3 separate regions of the Homo sapiens genome follow, and all the other regions are linked to region 3. A link is a loop called in an ENCODE intact Hi-C map of the cell type or tissue named here. Cell type or tissue: heart left ventricle. All regions are shown on one strand.

Region 1 (8,000 bases), 330 kb before region 3:
TGGCTTTTCCTTTTGTCCTGTTTCCTGCAGGGCTGACTGCCTTGCTTGGGAGAGGGAAAGGACTTCTTTGCCGGTATTTGGGACTGGATCTCCTCCTCCTCCCACTAAACTCCTGCTTCTCAGCATTTATTCCTGCAGGTCTCTTCTCCCCTGTTCTTCATGCTCCCTGTACCCCACTGTCTCCTACAAGTGATTATCCTCAGTCTCTGCTCATTTGTTTCCCAGATTCAATACCTTATAAAACCCTCTTGATCCTTTTTTATAACATTTCTCACTTTTGTCATTCTCTCCATTCCCACAACCTCAACAACTGCTAGAGGTACTGCTTGACTTATCTCCAGTCTTTGAAATCTTCCTTGTGTATGACTGTCTTATTAGCTTCCTAAATTCTAGTTAACTCACCTATTCAAAAATCTTCAGGGATCTACTCTTGCCTATTTGATAAGTTCACATTTCTTCTCTTTACTAATTTTTGTTGCTTTAAATACTTCTATTCCCTAGTATAATTCCTCCATTCTAATTAAATCTGTCTTTCTACACATCCCTTCCCCTCCACCTGATATACACATAGAATGCTTAGTTCCAATGCTATGGCTGAAAACAGGGTGATCTCCCATCTACCATCTGCAGTATGGGCTTACCCATACCCTTCATCACAAGCAACCTCTCACCTCCCAGAGAACAATGACTCAAGCATTAATGTGTAAACCTGAGACTCAGAACACAACCTACTTGTGATTGAGAACATTTTCCTGATGACCAACTCATATGTTCGTGAAAGATACAAAAATGAAGAAGGCAAGGTTTCTACCCCAAGGAACATAAAGCCTAAGATAGATGATAAGACCCAAAAAATAATTATAATACCAAAATAGAAAAAAGTGAATGCCAAAAGAAATCAGAGAAATCTGAGGGGAAATACAGCTACACATTGGAATCACCAGAAAACATTTTTTTAAATGGATGCCCAAGCCCCACCCATAGGATCCAATTTAATGGTCTAAAGTGAGACTCAGGCATTGGTAATTTTTAAGTCTTCCCAGATGCTACTAATGTGTAACCAGGATAAATAACAGCTGTTCTAATAGGTAAAATTTAGACCTAAATTCATGATTATTAGCTGGGAGTATTGGAATTATCTAGGGAAATTTTTCAGCATACATAAGCCTATACTTTCTTGGCCCAATTCATTAACAGCCTCCACCAAGAACTCAGTAATCCTGTTGAGAAACACAAGCTACATGGAAAAGCCACTTTATTTGATATGTAAAATTATATGAAAAGCATTTTCAAATCATAAATGGTAAAGGATGCTAAACCTTCTCTATGTTATATTTATGGATATGTTACTGATATGATTGTTCCAGAAATTGTATGAGATTCCTAGAAATTAAGTATGTTATCAGCCACAATGTCATATACTACAGAAGTAACTAACTTTTTATGTGAGCTGTGTTATCAATGAATTCTCATCAGAGTTTTAACCATAGTCATTTAAAATCTTTCCCACTAACAGACATTGTTTTTATTCTTCTTCAAAGCATTTCCAATCAGCTACAGTCCAAAATTGCTTCCTTTTCAAGGAGATTTGTAGAAAAGATGCTGACAAGTACTCTTTAATACAAGTTTCCGATAACTTTCACATTATCCCACAGGACTGTCTAAGAACTTCCAAAAACTTTAACTAACAGGCTGATATCTTCATAAAACTCTCAGCCTACCAAGCAGGAAAAACATTGACTTCATTGAAATATTGATAATAATGAGGATAATGTTTTTATGATTTTTATTTGAAAATTTGCTGATTCTTTAAATGGTTTGTATTCTACATTTATGGAATTTTTTTCTTTTAATCTATCTATAGCTTATAGCAGTTCAATAAACTATACTTCTGGGAACAATTATTGAAATATTTACTTTTGCTCTCTACCTGACTGCCCCAGAATTGGGCAACTATTCATGAGAATTGATATGTTTATGGTAATACACATATTTGCACAAGTACAGTAACAATCTGCTCTCTTTGTAACAGGACACATTTCAAATCATTGGTTATATTACCAAGGCTTTGACTGGGATGTTATATTTAAGAATATACATAGAATGAACCAATATGAACTGCAGGCAAAGTCTGAAGTCAGCCTTGGTTTGGCTTCCTATTCTCAAGAGGTTTGTAAAAGTTTAATCTCAGATTCCTTATAAAAACTTAGAGGAAAGAAAATTTTAAAAGAGACCCTACATGGTCCATTGCTACTCTTGCTGCACTTATGTAAAGAATCAGACCACGTTTGAAGAAACTCAACCTATTTTGCAAACAAACTTATTCTACTGAAATTATCATTGGTAAAACTAGAGATGCCCGTAGAGACAAAAATTACGTGGAAAATAAAAACTGTAGTACACCGGTTATGAGATTGCAGCTCTGTTCATTGTTTCTGTGTTTTTATTATCCACCTGTAAACTGAACATTACCCTGAATTCTACTAGTTCCTCCAATTCCATTTTCTCCCATGGAATCACTAAGAGCAAGACCCATTCTGTTCCAGAAGCCCTATAAGCTGGAGGTGGACAACTCAATGTAAATTTCATGGGAAAACCCTTGTACCTGAAGCGTGAGCCACTCAGAACTCACTAAAATGTTTGACACCATAACAACAGCCACTCAAATTGTAAACCAGGACAAGAAGTTGATGACTTCACACTGTGGACAGTTTTTCCCAAGATGTCAGAACAAGACTCCCCATCATGATGAGGCTCTCACCCCTCTTTACTGTCCTTGCTCATGCCTGCCTTTTATTTGGCAGGATAATGCAGTCATTAGAATTTCACATGTAGTAGCTTCTGAGTGTAACAACAGAGTGTCAGATATGTCATCTCCACCTCAAACTTTTACATAACATCTCAGAGGGAAATGTGGCACTCTCCACCTTGCATACAGGGCTCCCAATAGAAATGAACACAGAGATATTGCCTGTGTGTTTGCAGAGAAGATGGTTTCTATAAAGAGTAGGAAAGCTGAAATTATACTAGAGTCCCCTTTAAATCCACATAGTGTGGATGGCTCTCACCATTTCCTAAAAGATACTTTGTAAAACGTGACAATAAGACTGATTCTAGCAGAATAAGACATGTACCACATTTGCTAATACTGTTCTCTTAAAATAATTTTAAAAGAATGGGGTGGGCCCTCCCATGTGTCCAGGCCAGGTCTCTGAACAGAATCCTCCATCTGCAGTAACAATGCCTAAGAAGATGACATGGACTTCGTCCCGATATGCAGCCATTCCTGTGTACCCTTCCCCTGCTGCAGGGCCGTACCAGCCCAAGGCCCAAATCTTCAGCTGCAGAGCTGAGAGAGAACATGGGATACCCAGCATCACTTACCTTCTTCCAGTCCACTGCAGTGGCTACCGGCATCGCCCATGTACCCGTGAGGACACCCATCTGCTGACCCACGGTTTCTAAGAGTCAGACTTTCCTGGCCTCTCTGAGCCTCAGCTACTTTCACTCTGCTGAACCTTTCTTCTCCCCACAGGTGTCATTGCCTTAGCAGACACCTCTTTCAGCTGCAGCTAACAGGCAAGCCAAGACCTAGACCCCAGAGGATAAACAAGGATTTCAAAACCTACTGTGTCCAATGGAGATGCCCACTTGTGGGCGGCAAGCCACCCAGGTGCTGAGGCAAAAGACTGAGGGCACGAGCCATTCCAGTATAATAAAATATAAAAGAAGAATAGTTATACCAGATATAGATCTTAGATATGATTATATGTGAATATCATTAATCATTAGTTGGTAGCAATTACTCTTTATTCCAATATTATAAAAATCCTTGGTCTATAATCATACCCTAGGAAAAGCCAGACGATACAGAGATAGGAGCTGGGGAGACATAGTCAGAAGTGACCAGAAGACAAGAGTGCAAGCCTTCTGTTATGCCCAGACAGGGCCACTAGAGGGCTCCTTCGTCTAGCGGTAATGCCAGCGTCTGGGAAGATGCCCATTGCCAAGCGGACCGTGGTCTAGTGGTAGCCTCGGTGTCAAGGAAAAACACCCACTACTTAGCAGACCAGGAAAGGGAGTCGCCCTTTCCCCGGGGGAGTTTAGAGAAGACTCTACTCCTCCACTTCTTGTGGAGGGCCTGACATTAGTCAGGTCCACCCACAGTTATCCAAAGGCCTGACTGCCTCCCTGTGATGTTGTGCTTCAGTGGACACGCTCCTACTCCCCCTTCATGTTCCATCCAGTACACCAGGCTCTGCCCTTTACTTAGCAATAGCAAATTAGTGAAAGTACTAAAAGTCTCTAATAAGCAGAAATAATGCTGTAAGCTCTCTCTCTTTCTCCTCTCTCTCTCTGCCTTGCCTGCCAGGCAGGGAAGGGTCCCCTGTCCAGTGGACATGTGACACATGTGGCCTTACCTATCATTGGAGATGGCTCACACTCCTTATCCTGACACTTTGTCTTGTATCCAATAAATATCAGTGCAGCCTAGCATTCGGGGCCACTACCGGTCTCCGCATCTTGGTGGTAGTGGTCCCCCAGGCCCATTTGTCTTTTCTTTTGTCTCTTTGTCTTGTGTCTTTATTTCTACAATCTCTCATCTCTGCACACGGGGAGAAAAACCCACCGACCCTGTGTGGCTGGTCCCTACACCCACTGTACAGAGACATAAAGAAGTTGAGATGTATACAACTCCCCCAACAACATTGTATCCCAAAACACTGTCCTCTCTGCCCCTCATCATGGAATTCACTATCTCTCACCATGTGAGCAAGAGCTTCCAGGGTCTCACAATTCTTCCACAAGAGGCAATGCACACTTTAACATAGCACTTCAGCAAATAAAATGGTGACAGTTTACCTGCTTAGATTAAGTTTCTTAAAAGATTCTCCCAAACTTCCCCATGAAGAAGACAGAAAAGGCTTTCCCAATTGTGAAACATTGGCCTCCCCACCTTTCACAAAAGGACCCCTGAATAGCCAAAACAATCTTGCCAAAATAAATTGTAGGACTTGAACTTTCTTATTTGAAATCTCACAAAGGAGTACACTTATTAAAACAGAAGCTGCTGCCAAAGAATAGACGTAAGCTGCTGGCAAAAGAATAGACATAAAGACAAATGGGATAGAATTGAGAGTCTAGAAATAAACCCTCACACTTATGGTGAATTACTCTTTGAAGAGGGTGTCAAGACAATTTAATGGAGGAACAATTCTCCTTTCCAATGATAGTGCAGAAACAACTAGATAACCACATGCAAAACAGTGAATTTAGATAACTCTACCTCCCACCATATCAAACCATTCTCTAAAAAATTCATCAGTGAGTTAAATATAAGACCTATAACAATAAAAACATCTCAAAATAGACATAGAGGTAAATATTGATGACCTCAAATGTGCAATGGATTCTTAGATATGATACAAAAGCATGAGAAACAAGAAAAACAAGATAAATAGGGCTTTATCAAGATGTGAGCATTTTGTGCATCAAAGGAAATTATTAAGACAATAATTAATAGACATAGAATGAGAGAAAATATTTGCAAACCACATATACGCAGTTTTCATGTCCAAATAATATCAAGAACTAGCTACAACTCAATAACAAAAGGACAAACCATCCAGTTTATAAATGGGCAAAAGACTCAAATAGACATTTCTTCAAAGAAGGTATAGAAATAGTCAAGAAGGACATGAAAAGATACTCAACATCATTAGTCATTAGGAAAATACAAAGTCAAAGCTGCAATGGGACACCACACCACACCTACAAAACTGGCTACAATTCTTTTAAAATGTTAAATAACAAGTAGCAGCATTATGTAGAATTTGGAATCCTCATACATTGCTGGTGAGAATATAAAAAGGTACAGCCACTAGGAGAAACAGTTTTGCTGTTCCTCAAAAAGCTAATCACAGAATTCTCATTTGAAACAACATCCATTCCTGGGTATAGGCCCAAAGAATTTAATCCAGGGACTCAAACAGGTACTTACATGGAAATGTTGATTGCAGCATTATTCACAAAAGATAAAATACGAAAATAAGGAGTAGGAGCCAAGATGGCCGAACAGGAACAGCTCCAGTCTACAGCTCCCAGCGTGAGTGATGCAGAAGACGGGTGATTTCTGCATTTCCATCTGAGGAACCGGGTTCATCTCACTAGGGAGTGCCAGACAGTGGGCGCAGGTCAGTGGGTGGGCGCAACGTGCGCAAACCGAAGCAGGGCGAGGCATTGCCTCACTCGGGAAGTGCAAGGGGTCAGGGAGTTCCCTTTCCTAGTCAAAGAAAGGGGTGACAGATGGCACGTGGAAAATCAGGTCACTCCCACCTGAACACTGCGCTTTTCCAATGGGCTTAAAAAACGACACACCAGATTATATCCCGCACCTCTCTCAGAGGGTCCTACGCCCACGGAGTCTGGCTGATTGCCAGCACAGCAGTCTGAGATCAAACTGCAAGGCACCAGCACAGCTGGGGGAGGGGCGCCCGCCATTGCCCAGGCTTACTTAGGTAAACAAAGCAGCTGGGAAGCTCGAACTGGGTGGAGCCCACCACAGCACAAGGAGGCCTGCCTGCCTCTGTAGGCTCCACCTCTGGGGGTAGGGCACAGACAAACAAAAAGACAGCAGTAACCTCTGCAGACTTAAATGTCTCTGTCTGACAGCTTTGAAGAGAGCAGTGGTTCTCCCAGCACACAGCTGGAGATCTGAGAACTGCCAGACTGCCTCCTCAAGTGGGTCCCTGACCCCTGACCCCCGAGCAGCCTAATTGGGAGGCACACCCCAGCAGGGGAAGACTGACACTTCACACGGCCGGGTACTCCAACAGACCTGCAGCTGAGGGTCCTGTCTGTTAGAAGGAAAACTAACAAACAGAAAGGACATCCAAACCAAAAACCCATCTGTACATCACCATCATCAAAGACCAAAAGTAGATAAAACCACAAAGATGGGGAAAAAACACAGCAGAAAAAATGCAAACTCTAAAAAGCAGAGTGCCTCTCCTCCTCCAAAGGAACGCAGTTCCTCACCAGAAACGGAACAAAGCTGGACGGAGAACGACTTTGACGAGCTGAGAGAAGAAGGCTTCAGACAATCAAATTACTCCAAGCTATGGGAGGACATTCAAACCAAAGGCAAAGAAGTTGAAAACTTTGAAAAAAATTTAGAAGAATGTATAATTAGAATAACCAATACAGAGAAGTGCTTAAAGGAGCTAATGGAACTGAAAACCAAGGCTCGAGAACTACGTGAAGAATGCAGAAGCCTCAGGAGCCGATGCGATCAACTGGAAGAAAGAGTATCAGTGATGGAAGATGAAATGAATGAAATGAAGCGAGAATGGAAGTTTAGAGAAAAAAGAATAAAAAGAAATGAACAAAGCCTCCAAGAAATATGAGACTATGTGAAAAGACCAAATCTACATCTGATTGGTGTACATGAAAGTGACGGGGAGAATGGAACCAAGTTGGAAAACACTCTGCAGGATATTATCCAGGAGAACTTCCCCAATCTAGCAAGGCAGGCCAAAGTTCAGATTCAGGAAATACAGAGAACGCCACAAAGATACTCCTCGAGAAGAGCAACTCCAAGACACATAATTGTCAGATTCACCAAAGTTGAAATGAAGGAAAAAATGTTAAGGGCAGCCAGAGAGAAAGGTCGGGTTACCCTCAAAGGGAAGCCCATCAGACTAACAGCTGATCTCTTGGCAGAAACTCTACAAGCCAGAAGAGAGTGGGGGCCAATATTCAACATTCTTAAAGAAAAGAATTTTCAACCCAGAATTTCATATCCAGCCAAACTAAGCTTCATAAGTGAAGGAGAAATAAAATACTTCACAGACAAGCAAATGCTGAGAGATTTTGTCACCACCAGGCCTGCCCTAAAAGACCTCCTGAAGGAAGCACTAAACATGGAAAGGAACAACTGGTACCAGACACTGCAAAATCATGCCAAAATGTAAGGACCATCGAGACTAGGAAGAAACTGC
Region 2 (8,000 bases), 150 kb before region 3:
GGGAGGGAGGAGAGAAGAGTCCTGTAAGCCAGTGGCTTTACTGGGTCCACAGAGTTATCCGACAGGTTTACAACAGGGAGCTTTAATGGACAGGTTTAAAACAAGTGAACACTGGGTCAAGGAGATCATACTGTGACTGAGAGGTGGTCACTTTAAATTTGAGGACAAATGTCAGAATGATCAGTTTAAAGGAAGCAGCTGGAGGGAGGGGAGCCCAGGAGAGATGCCTCTAAGATTTTATCTCTGGCCACCAACTGGAGCCTTTTTGACCGGGTACAGTATTGGAAACTGTCATGGTGACCAAGTCCTGCCTCTGATATGAGGCAGTTAAGCTTACACCTTAAGAAATGGATGCCAAGGACACATGAAATTATGAGCACTCACAACACCCAGGAACACAAACAGTGGGTTGCTGTGCCCCAGAACCAGGTGCTGTGCCCCAGAATTTGTCCCTGACAACAAGAAATGAAGATGATTTGTCCCTGCTCCCCCTGCTCCCCTAACATTGATATTCCCGCCCTGCACCTCCCTCTTCTGCTCCCAAACCCCTGCCCAGTGCTCAGCTCAAGGCATCATTGCACCCCGGGCATACACAGTACAACCTACTGCACACAAACACAAACTCACAGAAGGTGACACAAAATCTGCATTTGGAACATCTGACTGTGAAAGAGGCAGGGCAGTGAACTTGCAATCACAGAGACGGACTCATGGGTCTGGAATGTGATGGAGTTCTCCTATACACCAACAGTGACCAGGCTGAGAATCAAATCAAGAACTCAACTCCTTTTACAATACTGGAAAAAAATACTTAGCAATATACCTAACCAAGGTGGTAAAAGATCTCTACAAGGAAAACTACAAAACACTCCTGAAATAAATCAGAGATGACACAAACAAATGGAAATACATCCCATGCTCATGGATGGGTAGAATCAATATTGTGAAAATGACCATACTGCCAAAAGCAATCTACAAATCCAATGCAATTCCCATCAAAATACCACCATTATTCTTCACAGAACTAGAAAAAAAAATTCTAAAATTCACATAGAACCAAAAAGAGCCCACACAGCCAAAGCAAGACTAAGCAAAAAGAACAAATCTGGAGGCATCACATTACCTGATTCCAAACTATACTATAAAGCCATAGTCACCAAAACAGCATGGTACTAGTATAAAAATAGGCAGATGAAACAATAGAACAGAACAGAGAACCCAGAAACAAACCCAAATACTTACAGTCAACTGATCTTTGACAAAGCAAACAAAAACATAGTGTGGAAAAATGACACCCTATTCAACAAATGGTGCTGGAATAATTGACAAGCCACATGTAGAAGAATGAAAGTGGATCCTCATCTCTCACCTTATACAAAAATCAACTCAAGATTGATAAGGACTTAAATCTAAGACCTGAAACTATAAAAATTATAGAAGATAACATCAGAAAAACCCTTCTAGACATTGGCTTAGGAAAGAGTTCATGACAACCCAAAAGCAAATGCAATAAAAACAAAGATAAATAGCTGGGACTTAATTAAACTAAAGAGCATTTGCACGACAAAAGGAACAGTCAGCAGAGTAAACAGACACCCCACAGAGTGGGAGAAAATCTTCACAATCTATACATCTGACAAAGGACTAATATCTAGAATCTATAATGAACTCAATCAAATTAGCAAGGAAAAAACAAACAAACAATCCCATCAAAAAGTGGGCAAAGGACATGCATAGACAATTCTTGAAGAAAGATATATAAATGGCCAATAAACATATAAAAATACTCAACATCACTAATAATCAGGGAATGCAAATCAAAACCACAATGCAATACCACCTTTCTCCTGCAACGATGGCCATAATAAAAAATAATAGATGTTGGTATGAATGTTGTGAAAAGGGAACACTTCTACACTGCTGGTGGGAATGTAAACTAGTGCAACCATTATGGAAACCAGTGTGGAGATTCCTTAAAGAACTAAAAGTAGAACTACCATTTGATCCAGCAATCCCACTTTTGGTATCTACCCAGAAGAAAAGAAGTCATTATACAAAAAGATACTTGCACATGCATGTTTATAGCAGCACAATTTGCAATTGCAAAAATGTGGAACCAACAAAAATGTCCATCAATCAATGAGTGGATAAAGAAACTTGGTATGTATATATATGTGTGTGTGTGTGTGTGTGTGTGTGTGTGTGTGTGTGTGTGTATGATGGAATACTACTCAGCCATAAAAAGGAATGAATTAATGGCATCCTCAGCAACCTGGATGGGATTGAAGACTATTATTCTAAGTGAAGTGACTCAGGAATGGAAAACCAAACATCGTATGTTCTCATTCATAAGTGGGAGCTAAGTGATGAGGATGTAAAGGCATAAGAATTACAAAATGGATTTTGGGGACTCAGGTAAAAAGGGTGGGAAGGGAGTGAGGGAAAAAATACTACAAATTGGGTTCAGTGTATACTGCTTGGGTGATGGGTGCACCAAAATCTCAAAAATCACCACTAAAGAACTTACTCATGTAACCAAATACCAATCGGTTCCCCAAAAAACCTATGTAAATAAAATATATATTTTTTAAAAAAAGAAAAAGAGGGGTAGATCTTGATGACTTCGAATGTGGTAATGGATTGTTAGATATGACACAAAAGCATGAGCAACAACAAGGAAAAAGAGATAAATTAAGCCTTATGAAGATGCAAGCCTTTTGTGCATCAAAGGACATTATGAAGAAAGTGAAAAGACCAGGCACAGAATGGGAGAAAAAATTTGCAAATTACATATAGAAGAGCTTCCTGTCCAGAATATATAAAGAACTGCTACAACTCAATAACAAAAAGACAAACCACCCCGTTTATAAATGGGCAAAAACTCAAATAGACATTTCTTCAAAGAAGATATACAGGCCGGGTGCAGTGGCTCATGCCTGTAATCCCAGCACTTTGGGAGGCTGAGGCAGGTAGATCACAAGTTCAGGAGTTTGAGACCAGCCTGGCCAGCATGGTGAAACCCCACCTCTACTAAAAATACAAAAATTAGCCCGGCATGGTGGTGCACGCTTGTAGTCCCAGCTACTTGGGAGGCTGAGGCAGGAGAATCGCTTGAACTCAGGAAGTGGAGGTGATATATGAATGTACATATATACACTCTACCACAATTTTTTGAAAAGTCTTTGGTGAAGAAAACCTACTACGTAAAACATACCCACCCTAATCAGATAGCCCTCATACACTTACATGCAGTCCCTACATGACCTTATCCACAGAGAGATTCAAGGATTCAGAGACATGAAACTGCCCAGCCAACTGCAGATGCACAACATAAATGTATTTGCAAAGAGACTGAGAGTTAAGCTGGAGACACAGACCTCAGCACTGCCAGGACTCTCACCCTCCCCCATGGATTCTGACTTTATCTTACTTGGCGCATTATTCAGATCTTGTTGTGGAGTTGGGGCAGGGTAGGTCATAAAGCCTGACCCCAGGACACTCTGTGTGAGCACATGAGCCACACACACCCCATTAGATCTCCACACACAGCTGTGACCATTGTGAGGAGGACTAACACAGGCTCAGAGATCACACCAGAGAATCAGCCACAGAGAAAAACACGGATGTGGAATGTGATGGAGCTCGACATAACATGTGGGTGACCTCGTGTGAAATGTGCAGATCCATGTGGAATAAAACACGCAGCCGGACCTGGGACTGCGGCCACCCACACTTCCCTTCCAGTCCACCAGAGGGCGACAGAGTCCCTCCAGCCTGGAGCCTTCCCAGGGGCTGCTGACCTCCCTCAGCGGAACCCACAGCCCAGCAGGGTCCACCCTCACCAGGGCACCTCGGCCCACGTCCTCCTTACCCTCCAAGCTCCCCATACGGACTCTGTCAGCTCCTCCCTGCAGCCAGGCAGCCGGCAACATGAGGCCGCCCCCTCTGCAGGCAGCTCCTGCCCCACACACCCAATCCTTCCCTGGGCCTAGTTAAGGCATCTCCCAGGGCAGCGCTGGTGCACGGGATGCCACACTGGGCGCTTTCCCCTCGTGACCTCCCTCCATCCTCATCAACTCTTTCTGTGACTGCTCCCTAAATACCCGCCCCTGCTCCGTGTGTCCTGTTCTCTACGGCATGGCAGGCTGAGCCCAGCGCTGACAGAACCACAGCTGCCTGAGGGCCCACAGTGCCTCTGGGGAATCAGCCAGGCACCCTATGACCTTCCCTCTGCACCCCAGGAGGCTCGGAGAGTATGTGATGGTCACGCCCAGGCACTGTCTGGGATGTAGCCACCTGCCCCCTGCTGTCCTTCGTGAAGCCAGGAGGGAGGACAGCGCTCTCTCATGTACACAAGCTGGGGGGCAAGGAATGAGCTCCCTTTGTTCCCAGAACATGGCCCACCCCTACCTGCCCTCTCAGGTGTGAGCAACGTCCCCCCAGACGGGCTCCCCGGCCGCTGCCCATCCTTTCTCTACACAGAGGGGCCTGACCAGGTCCAAACCCTTAGGACAGACCCCAGGGGATATCAGCATGGGGAGGGCTGAGCCCATCCTGGCTGCAGAGTAAGTTGGGATGAGTCTCTCCAGCTCTGAGCCCCTGCTCTGTCCCAGGCTCCCTCTCCTGGATCTCAGAGAGCACTGTCTTGTGGGGCCCCTGGGCAACTCCCCACTTCCTGCTGCACCAACCATAGGGAAGGTGGGGTGACCACAGGACAGTCAGCCGGGCGAAAACAGAGGACACCCAAGATGGTCAGAGAGAACATGGAAGGCCCGAGCCCCAGCTCAGCTGCCAGAACCCAAAGAGCAAGAGAATGGCTGATACCTGTCCCTGATGACCACTAGGCCCACAGCCCCCACTGACCAACCAGAACAGCCCTCTCTCTCAGGAGGCATAAGAGATTATTTGCCCTGCACACCACCAGTAAGGACAGTCCCCTCTGGGATATCCAGGGCATTGAATGTCCATCCTTGGAAGCTGCAACCAAGCTTGACACAATGAGAGAGGGGGAGGATCCCTCTCACCAGTGAGCACACACCTCCCCAAAGCTCAGTGGTGGTGTCCCTGTGACAGGGTCCTTGCGGAGCGCTGACCTCCTGATCTGAAGGGAAGAGCCAGATGGGGATGGGAGAGGGCAGGGGGAGCGACTGTGCACCCCGACCTGGAGACATAGGCTGCAGGATGCTGAGGGCACAGGGCTGTGCTCACCCAGTCTCCAGGGTGTATGTGTGACTGTGTGTGTCTCTTTGTGTATGTGTGTGTCTCTGTGTGTGTGTGTCTGCATAGTGTGTGCAGAGGTTGGGTGAGAGAATCACTGCTGAAGGAGTCAGAGACCTCAGCAATTCCCAGGGGCCTGAAACACAGACAGAAAATAAAGGGAAAGGAGGGACAGGGAGGCAGGACTGAGAGGGGAGGGGACAGAGAGGTGTCCTGGGCACAGACCCCGCCCATGAGCCTGAGAAGTGCTCCTGCCCCGGGAAGAGGCTCAGCACAAAAGGAGGAAGGACAGCACAGCTGACAGCCGTGCTCAGAAAGTTTCTGGATCCCAGGCTCATCTCCACAGAGGAGAACACGCAGGCAGCAGAGACCATGGGGCCCATCTCAGCCCCTTCCTGCAGATGGCGCATCCCCTGGCAGGGGCTCCTGCTCACAGGTGAGGAGAGGACTTCCTGGGAAAGGACAGGAGGAGGAAACACAGTGACTGGCTGGGGTCTCCTGGGGAGGACGGGGCTCTGAGAGGGGACAGAGGACTTCTGTTGGAGCCTTAATAGAGGAGAGGACACAAGAGAGGGGAAGGGGTCACAACAGGAAAATCACATTGAACTGGAATTGGTAAGAGGCAGGAACATCTCAAGTGTTCCATATTCCTGGTTAATCATCACTGGCCACTACATTTTGAAAAATGATAATAATAACCATACCAGATGACACTTCAAATAAAGCATAACCAGGGTATGAAACATTGTCCTCAGCCAACAATGTCAGACATTGGCAAATAAGCCTCAGGAAGCAGAGGGCCCAGGGAATGCTCAGGAACTCATCCACAGGAGTCTGAAGCCTGTCCCAGGCACTGGGGTGCAGCCAACACCACACAAGTCCCTGCCCTCACAGAGCTCACACTCTCCTGGGGAGGAAGACAGACAAAGAGATCTAGAATGTGAGGTCAGGCGCTGACAGGAGCCCTGGAAGGAACACAGCAGGGAAAGGTCAGAAAGGGAAGACCCAGTGTCTCTAGAGGAGGTGTCAGAGAAAGGGTCTCCCAAGGATGCCCTGATGTGAGCAGGATCTGAGGGCAGTGTGGAGGGAGCCGTGCAGAACCCTGAAGAAGAGGATTCCACCAGGGAAATGCCAAGGTCAGAGGTGTTGAAGAAATGGGGGCTGTGCTGCTGACATTGACTCAGTAGGACACACACACATACACACACATAAAAACACACAAACTCCAAAGCTGATGTCCCCATTTTTCTACTCCAATACATATGTTGCAATATTGCTTGATGCTCTCTCCCCCTCCTAGCCTCACTTTTCACCTTCTGGAACCCGCCCACCACTGCTCAGCTCACTATTGAAGCTGTGCCATCCAATGCTGCAGAGGGGAAGGAGGTTCTTCTACTTGTCCACAATCTGCCCCAGGACCCTCGTGGCTACAACTGGTACAAAGGGGAAACAGTGGATGCCAACCGTCGAATTATAGGATATGTAATATCAAATCAACAGATTACCCCAGGGCCTGCATACAGCAATCGAGAGACAATATACCCCAATGCATCCCTGCTGATGCGGAACGTCACCAGAAATGACACAGGATCCTACACCCTACAAGTCATAAAGCTAAATCTTATGAGTGAAGAAGTAACTGGCCAGTTCAGCGTACATCGTGAGTGATTCCCCATGACCTCTGGGTGTTGGGGGTCAGTTCTACTTCCCACACACAGGATTGTTAGGCCTGGGCTGTGCCCATGTCCCTCTCTGCATTACATCCCACTTTAGGGTTTGGACATTTAGTGCAGGACACACTCAGGGGAGACAGACTTCCACAGACCAGAATTCCTTTCCTGCATCCAGACCCTGCAGACACTCACGGCAGAGGAATGACAGTCTGATGGGGGGACTCAGCAGAAGGAGATCAGACTCAGCCAGGCACCCCGTGCCCTCCCCATGGACCTGACCCTGAGAAAAACTCTAAAGAACTGGGTCAGGGCCTGACCTGAGGGGCTCCCTGGGATCCTGGGATCCTCACAGAGAAGTTCATCCCTGGAAGCCCCTGCTCCAGACCCCTGTCCCAGGATCCTGACTCCAGGTAACCCTGGGAAACCTGTGCCAGCACTGGGTTGTAGCCTCCTGGGCAGGGCCAACTAGGAGCAAAGATTTACCAGCCATCCAAGGGCTGTGGCTCCTGGAGCTGCTCACCAGCCAGGGCTTAGACCCCAGAGCCTCATCTGGGCAAGGACAGAGTCTTGTCCTTCACCTGAGACTCAGAGTGGAGAGGACAGATGGACAAGCTTCTTAGGCCATCAGCCAACTGGCCTGGGAGGCTTAGGAGACTCCATAGAAAGTTCAGTGTCCCCAGGGACAGAAATAGAAGAAAGATGTTCCTAACAGCAACTTGTCCAGCAGGGATCATGCCAAGGGGACCCTCTCATGGAGGCAAATAATAACCCGTGCTGTTTGTGTGAGCGCCTCCTCTGTGCAAGCTTCAGGTCAGGTGACTATGGATAATTTAATGCTAATTCATAGAAAACCTGGCAGAAAATATCATTTTCCTATTGAGAAAGAAATAATAATTCTTTTTATTTCTTTTTTTTTTTTTTTTTTTTTTTGAGACGGAGTCTCTGTGGCCAGGCTGGAGTGCAGTGGTGCGATCTCAGCTCACTGCAACCTCTGCCTCCCGGGTTCAAGCGATTCTCCTGCCTCAGCCTCCCGAGTAGCTGGGACTACAGGTGCATGCCACCACCCCTAGCTAATTTTGGTATTTTTATTAGAGACAGAGTTTTACCATG
Region 3 (8,000 bases):
AAGATTAGAATCCTGGAAATCTGCTAGGAAGCCATCCCTGGGATTCACTTTTTAAAAGAACATCCAGTTCCAGGCACAATAAATATATCTGAACATTGGCATGGATCCTTTATAGGAAAATGGGAAGGTTAAAAAGCCCCTGATTGGCCGGGCGCGGTGGTTCATGCCTGTAATCCCAGCACTTTGGGAGGCTGAGGTGGGTGGATCATGAGCTCAGGAGATCAAGACCATCCTGGCTAACACCGTGAAACCCCGTCTCTACTAAAAATACAAAAAATTAGCCAGGCATGGTGGCGGGCGCCTGTAGTCCCAACTACTCAGGAGGCTGAGGCAGAAGAATGGCATGAACCCGGGAGGTGGAGCTTGCAGTGAGCCGAGATCGTGCCATTGCACTCCAGCCTGGGCGACAGAGCGAGACTCCATCTCAAAAAAAAAAAAAAAAAAGCCCCTGATTGGGAAAGTGATGGCTGAGTAGGCTGCTGTCCAATAAAAAGAGAAGGCAGGACCCCAAGTAAAGGGTCCAGCCCTACTGGTCCATTTTCTCTCCAGACTTCAGAGAAACCTTTGCTCCAGTGAAAGCACATACTACATAATTTTAATATCCTAAGCCTGACTGACATGATCTCCTAATTGCCACTGACAGGCAGGGAATTATGAGTGATGTGATATAAATATATGACCACACATACAAAGATGTACACTTCCAGACATGATTGAAAGAACAATTCAGAGAATCCAGGTTAGAGGTACATTAACTCCCCTAAACCACCCTGTCCTCCCCACTTGTTTTTTTTTTTTTTTCTTGGTCTATCACCCAGGCCAGAGTGCAACAGCGTGATCATAGTTCACTGCAGCTTTGAGCTCCTGGGTTCAAACGATCCTCACACCTCAACCTCCAAAGTAGCTGGGACTACAGGCACACACCACCACACCCAGCTAATTTTTTTTTTGTAGAGATGGGGTCTCCCTATGTTGCCCACACTCCCACTTGGTCTTTTGTCCCCAGTCTCTTCTGAAGTAAGAGAGTAAAGACTGTTGTAATTTTAACGAAACAAGAAAGTGTGTACACATCTCCTGTAACCAGGCTGTTTAAGCAATAAGATATTGAGTTCAACTTCCTCAGTTATTATCTTGGCATTTCCATAAAGAGATATCATCAATCTCTCCCTTAGAGGGACCACTGATATCGTGCAAAAGGAAACACCAATTTAACCAAAACCCAGAGGCAGGAAGGACCCTGACAAGAGCAATCCCTAAGGTATTCACATGCCTGCCAGGGTCTGGTGCAGCTGGTGCAGGAGGAACTGCCGCTGGGACTAGCTGAAAAAAAGAGACGGCAGCTCTAACACTCAGTGGGTAGTAAGAAAAGTATTCATTCAATTAACCTTCAATTCGCACACATCCAATACCCTTCCAGCCTCCCTATGGGGTCTCACTGAGAGGGCTGGCATGTAATTAAATGCCCATACATAGGTAAAATAATTTATAGAAGCGAGGGATCAACTGGGTCAGGAATGGCTGGGAAAGGTTTCATGGAACAGACGGGATTCAGGTGAGGTCCTGAAGGGTTCAACCTTAGGAAAGCAGAGACAAGGAGAAACACACGCCAAGGAAACCAGGTGGCAGGCACTGCTGTAGATGCTAGCTTTGAAGAGGGTCTCAGGAATGAGAGCGGGTTTGCAGATGTCGTTTTACTTTTTTTTTAATTTTTACATTTGGGGGTACATAGTAGGTATATATATTTATGAGGTACAGATGATTTTTTATTTACTCCTCTCAACCACCATGTGGGGTTATTTCACAGGAGGATGCTGATCCTCAAAAAGGTGAAGTAACTTGCCAAGGTTGTTGGTGGATGTTGGATTAGAAACTCAGTGAGTCTAACACCAGAGCCCATACCACCACCACTACCACTGAGAGAGACCAGAACAGAGTATGTGTAGGGAACAGGAAGGAACAGGGAGAGCTAGAGCAGAAAGAGATGGTTTAAAAACAGGGAAGTGGCCAGGCGCGGTGGGCTCACGCCTGTAATCCCAGCACTTTTGAGGCTGAGGCAGACAGATCATGAGATCAGGAGATCGAGACCATCACCACCCTCGCTAACACGGTGAAACCCCGTCTCTACTAAAAATACAAAAAATTAGCCAGGCATGGTGGCAGGCACCTGTAGTCCCAGCTACTAGGGAGGCTGAGGCAGGAGAATGGCGTGAATCCGAGAGGCGGAGCTTGCAGTGAGCCGAGATGGTGCCACTGCACTCCAGCCTGGGCAACAGAGCAAGACTCTGTCTCAAAAACAAAAACAAAAACAAAAACCAGGGAAGTTAGGTAAGCTTGCTAAAGGGGGATCATACATATGTTATAGAGGCATGAACACTGGACACAGACATTCGAACTTGATCTTGTGAATTACAGAAGAGTCAGTGAAGGTTTTGAGTAAGGGGAAAACCAGTCAAAGTGACATGTTGAGCCAAGCCCAGAGTGGGTGATAAAAATGGGGTTCTGAGTTCCTAAGCTAAAGAGATGCCACCAACAACAGTGAAGGGGCCATGTGATGCATGAGGCAAGGACTGGACAAAGAGGCTGAAGCCCTGGGTTTAAACGCAAAAAGTCATGCGGTGAGGGCATGGCTATGGAGGGCAAGCTCTATTCCATCTCCACACCTCAGTCTCTCCCCATCCATAAATCAGATGCAGTGAGAATTAATCTCTAAATGATACTCAAGCCTTGCTACTCAAAGTGTGCTCCACCAACCAGCAGCAATGACATCGTCCAAATGCTCCTTAGAAATGCAGAATCTTGTGAAAATGCCAATCATAAAAAAAAGAAATGCAGACTCTCAGGCCCCACCAGAAGAATCAGAATCTGCATTTAAACAAGATCTTTGGGTGATCTGTGAGCACATTAAAGTTTGTGAAGCATTTCTACCAGACTTTTTAATTTTGTATTCATTTTTGGAGTTTTTTGAGACAGAGTCTCATTCTGTCACCCAGGCTGGATGGAACGCAGTGACAGGATCATAGCTTAATGCAGCCTGGACCTCCTGGGTTCAAGGGAATCCTCCTGCCTCAGGCTCTCAAGTAGCTGGGACCACAGGCATGTGTCACCGTGCCCGGCTAATTTTTTTATTTTTTGTAGAGATGAGGTCTCACCATGTTGCCCAGGCTGGTCTGGAACTCCTGGGCTCAAACCATCCTCCTGCTTCAGCCTCCCAAAGTGTTGGGATTACAGGCATGAGCCACCACACATGGCACTTCCAGTTCTCAAATGCAATTACTTCACACTCACCTCAAATTCTGTTACTTCACAGGATAAAAAAAGGAAAATAAAGTTTACCTTTAGCCTCATTCATGCCCTTAATCCTAACAGCACCTTAGACTGGCCCACGTCCAAGCAGAGGTCTTAGGAAACACCAGTGAGGCAGTGCTGCCACCTTGTGACCATCATCAGTAAATGCACTTAAACCTTGTCACCAGTAAAGGAAGTGGGAGGGCTGGCAAGAGCAAAGGGTAGGAGGTAAAGTCCAGGTCACAAAGGAGATAAAATCACAATCGCCCACAAAGACAGGAAGTAACTGTCAGAGAGCTCAGCCTGCATCATAGGGCCGTGTCTCATTGCAAAAGACAGTTTGTATAATACCTAATATGTGGTATCAGTGGGAAACCTAGTTTCAAGCCAAGCTCTGCCCTTGTAACCTTAGAAATCACTCTAACAGGTATTTTCAGACACCCAGCTCAGGCCTGAACTCCACCAGTAAACTTGTAATTTCCCAAGGAAACTTACTTTACTGTGACAGTTCTTTTCCATCCTGAGCCAAAATGTGTCTGATACACACTCACCAATTCTCATCCTACTCTCTGTAGGCTGAAATAAGTCAAACTTCATACCCCTTACCGCCCTCAATCTTCAGGAAAGGTAGAACGGACTAATGGTCTTTTAAAGACATACCTCACCAAGCTCAGTCTCCAACTTAAAAAGGACTGGACAGTACTTTTACCTCTTGCCCTTCTCAGAATTAGAGCCTGTCCTCGAGATGCTACAGGGTACAGTCCATTTGAACTTTTACATGGACACACTTTCTTGCTCGGCCCCAACCTTGTCCCAGACACCGGCCCTCTAGGCAACTATCTTCCAGGCCTCCAGCAGGCTAGACAGGAAATTCCCCAGGCTGCTAATCTTCTCTTGCCTACTCCAGATTCCCAGCCATATGAAGACACCCTAGCTGGACAACCCGTTCTTGTTAAGAATCTGACCCCTCAAACTCTACAACCTCAATGGACTGGACCCTACTTAGTCATCTCTAGCACCCCAACTGCTGTCCGCCTGCAGGATCCTCCCCATTGGGTTCACCATTCCAGAATAAAGCTGTGTCCATCAAACAGCCAGCCTAATCTCTCCTCTTCCTCCTGGAAGTCGCAAGTACTCTCCCCTACTTCCCTTAAACTCACTTGTATTTCTGAAGAACAGTAATAACCCTCATGAGCCTAATACGTCCCTTCATTCTACTAGGTCTGTTCATCCTTACCCTACTTTTTGCAACAGGGCTTTATGCAGTCACCCCCACTACTTGGACTGCACCCCAAAAAACTTGTCATCCCTACTATCTTCTGTCTAGTCATACTCTTATTCACCGTTCTCAACTACTCATAAATGCCCTGCTCTTGTTTACACTGCCAGTTTACACTGTTCCTCCAAACCATCACAGTGGATATCTCCTGGTGCTATCCCCAAACTGCCACTCTTAACTCCCTCTTAGAGTGGATAGATGATCTTTGCTGGCAGGGCACCCTCCAATACTTCCACCCTGATGAAGTTCTATTCTTTACTTTTATACTCACTCTTATTCTCATTCCCATTCTTATGCCACCCTCTACCTCTCCCCAGCTATCTCCACCACACTATCAGTCTCATTCACTCTCTCCTAGCCGTCTCTGATCCCTCCTTAGAGAACAATTGCTGGCTTTGCATTTCCCTTTCTTCCTGTGCCTACACAGCTGTCCCCGCCTTACATACAGACTAAGCAACATCTCCTGTCTCCCTACACCTCCGAACTTCCTTTAACAGCCCTCACCTTAACCCTCCTAAAGAAATTCTTTACTTTCTAGACAGGTCCAGCAAGACCTCCCCAGACATTTCACATCAGCAAGCTGCCGCCCTTCTCCGCACTTACTTAAAAAATCTTTCTCCTTATATTAATTCTACTCCCCCCATATTTGGACCCCTCACAACACAAACTACTATTCCTGTGGCCACTCCTTTATGTATCTCTTGGCAAAGACCCACTGGAATTCCCCTAGGTAACCTTTCACCTTCTCCGTGTTCCTTCACTCTTCATCTCCAAAGCCCAACTACACATATCACTGAAACAATTGGGGCCTCCCAGCTCCATATTACAGAAAAGCCCTCTATCAATACTGGCAAACTTAAAAACATTAGCAGTTATTATTTCCTAGGAAGACACTTACCCTGTATTTCACTCCATCCTTGACTACCTTCCCCTTGCTCGTCAGACTCTCCTCCCAGGCCCTCTTTTTGTTTGCTTATACCCAGCCCTGTAAATAACAGTGAAAGGTTGCTCGTAGACACTCAACGTTTTCTCATACACCATGAAAATCGAACCTCCCCCTCTATGCAGTTACCCCATCAGTCCCCATTACAACCTCTGATGGCTGCCGCCCTAGCTGGATCCCTAGGAGTCTGAGTGCAAGACACCTCTTTTAGTATTCCTTCTCATCTTTTTACTTTGCATTTCCAGTTTTGCCTTGCACAAGGTCTCTTCTTCCTCTGTGGATCCTCTGCCTACATGTGTCTACCTGCTAATTGGACAGGCACATGCACACTAGTTTACCTTACTCCCAAAATTCAATTTGCGAATGGGACTGAAAAGCTTCCTGTTCCTCTCATGACACCGACATGACAAAAAAAAAGGTTATTCCACTAATTCCCTTACTTGTCGGTTTAGGACTTTCTGCCTCCGCTATTGCGCTCAGAACTGGAATAGCAGGCATTTCAGCCTCTGTCACGACCTTCCAGAGCCTCTCTAATGACTTCTCTGCTAGCATCACAGACATATCACAAACTCTATGAGTCCTTCAGGCCAAGGTTGACTCTTTAGCTGCAGTTGTCCTCTAAAACCGCCGAGGCCTTGACTTACTCACTGCTGAAAAAGGAGGACTCTCTATATTTTTAAATGAAGAGTGTTGCTTTTACCTAAATCAATCTGGCCTAGTATATGACAATATAAAAAAAAACTCAAGGATATAGCCCAAAAACTCGCCAACAAGCAAGTAATTATGCTGAACCCCCTTGGGCACTCTCTAATTGGACATCCTGGGTCCTCCCAATTCTTAGTCCTCTGGTACCTCTTTTTCTCCTCTTATTCGGGCCTTGTGTCTTCCGTTTGGTTTCTCAATTCACACAAAACCACATTCAGACCATCACTAATCATTCTATATGACAAATGCTACTTTTAACAACCCCATAGTACCATCCTCTGCCCCAAGATCTCCCCACAGCCTAAACTCCTATTCCATGTAACCTATTATAAAATTTTCTTTAAGGTCCACACAGCCCTTAATCCTGCTCGAAGCAGCCCTGAGAAACATGGCCCATTATCTCTCCATACCACCCCAAAAACAATTTTTTCGCCACCCCAACACTTCAACACTATTTTGTTTTATTTTTCTTATTAATATAAGAAGACAGGAATGTCAGGCCTCTGAACCCAAGCCTGCATGTATACATCCAGATGGCCTGAGGCAACCGACAAGTACAAAAGAAGGGAAACAGCCAACTCCTATCTTAACCGATTGACCAACCTTATGACATTCTGTCATGACTTGATCCTGCCCTGTCCCAATTGATCTACTGATCAACCTCGTGACATTCTTCTTCTGGACAATGAGTCTTATGATCTCCCCACCATGCCCGCAAGAGAAAAACCCCCTTTAACTGTAACTTTCCACTGCTTACCCTAGTCCTATAAAACTGCCCCATCCCTAACTCCCTTCACTGACTCTCTTTTTGGACTCAGCCTGCCTGCACCAGGTGATTAAAAGCTTTATTGCTCACACAAAGCCTGTTTGGTGGTCTCTTCACATGGATGCATGTGACACTAACATTTTTTCTTTTCCTTTTTTTTTTTTTTTTTTTTGAGATGGAGTCTGGCTCTGTCACCCAGGATGGAGTGCAGTGGCACAATCTTGGCTCACTGCAACCTCCCCCTCCTGGGTTCAAGCAATTTTCCTGCCTCAGCCTCCTGAATAGCTGCGATTACAGGTGCCCGCCACTGCGCCCGGCTAATTTTTGTATTTTTAGTAGAGACAGGGTTTTGCCATGTTGGCCAGGTTGGTCTCAAACTCCCGACCTCAGGTGATCTGCCTGCCTCAGCCTCCCAAAGTGTTGAGATTACAGGCATGAGCCAATGCACCCAGCCAAGTCTAACACTTTTTTATACAACCGACCTTCAAATATTGGTAAACATCCTTGGCCGGGCACAGTGGCTCATGCCTGTAATCCCAGCACTTTGGGAGGCCAAGGTGGGTGGATCACCTGAGGTCAGGAGATCGAGATCAGCCTGACCAACATGGAGAAATCCTGTCTCTACTAAAAATACAAAAAAAAATAGCCAGGCATGGTGGCGCATGCCTGTAATCATAGCTACTTGGGAGGCTGAGGCAAGGAGAATTGCTTGAACCTGGGAAGCAGAGGTTGCGGTGAGCCAAGATTGTACCATTGCACTCCAGCCTGGGCAATAAGAACAAAACTTCGTCTCAAAAATAAAAATAAAAAAATAAAAAAACAACCTCTATGTGCCACCTACCCCATCTTCCCTCGGCCGTTTCCCACGTAGGGTCACCTGAAGCCCCACACCCACTGCTCACTTTCCCACGGGCAAGTGAAGTGCAGCAACCACAGCCTACACTCTGAATCCTAGGGGTGTTCCCCAGAGCAGCAGAGCCACAGGAACCCCATCCCCGTCCTGGCACCTCACCCCTATCTAG

The links. Peaks named below come from ENCODE experiments on the same cell type or tissue, not always from the same donor. Only the 100,000 strongest peaks of a DNase experiment are listed, where the experiment ranks them.
Region 1: a loop joins it to region 3, with 11 times the contacts of the local background. A loop is called at or near these places in 5 of 110 quality-filtered maps.
Region 2: it touches region 3 in a loop (12-fold over the local background); 40 of 110 quality-filtered maps call a loop at or near these places.

Annotation. Positions count from the first base shown.
Region 1 is chr19:42,773,164-42,781,163 of GRCh38, reverse strand. No RefSeq gene overlaps it. Among named protein-coding and RNA genes, the nearest start is that of PSG8, 11 kb to the right of the region's middle. RefSeq lists enhancers at 6,057-6,557, 6,558-7,058. In heart left ventricle, CTCF peaks have their summits at 3,751 and 3,950 (motif pointing right); a DNase peak (open chromatin) is centred at 3,983; H3K27me3 peaks cover 1,348 bases.
Region 2 is chr19:42,592,418-42,600,417 of GRCh38, reverse strand. It overlaps CEACAM8 (CEA cell adhesion molecule 8), which reads left to right and starts at 5,494. Exons shown (of 6, transcript NM_001816.4): 1 at 5,494-5,653; 2 at 6,518-6,877. The coding sequence starts at 5,590. The region is part of intron 2 of LIPE-AS1 (LIPE antisense RNA 1); the gene reads right to left. RefSeq lists an enhancer at 3,661-4,161. In heart left ventricle, a CTCF peak has its summit at 3,753 (motif pointing right); a DNase peak (open chromatin) is centred at 3,747; H3K27me3 peaks cover 832 bases.
Region 3 is chr19:42,446,067-42,454,066 of GRCh38, reverse strand. All of the region lies in intron 1 of LIPE-AS1 (LIPE antisense RNA 1), which reads right to left. Among named protein-coding and RNA genes, the nearest start is that of CXCL17, 7.1 kb to the right of the region's middle. In heart left ventricle, a CTCF peak has its summit at 3,428 (motif pointing left); a DNase peak (open chromatin) is centred at 3,406; H3K27ac peaks cover 847 bases.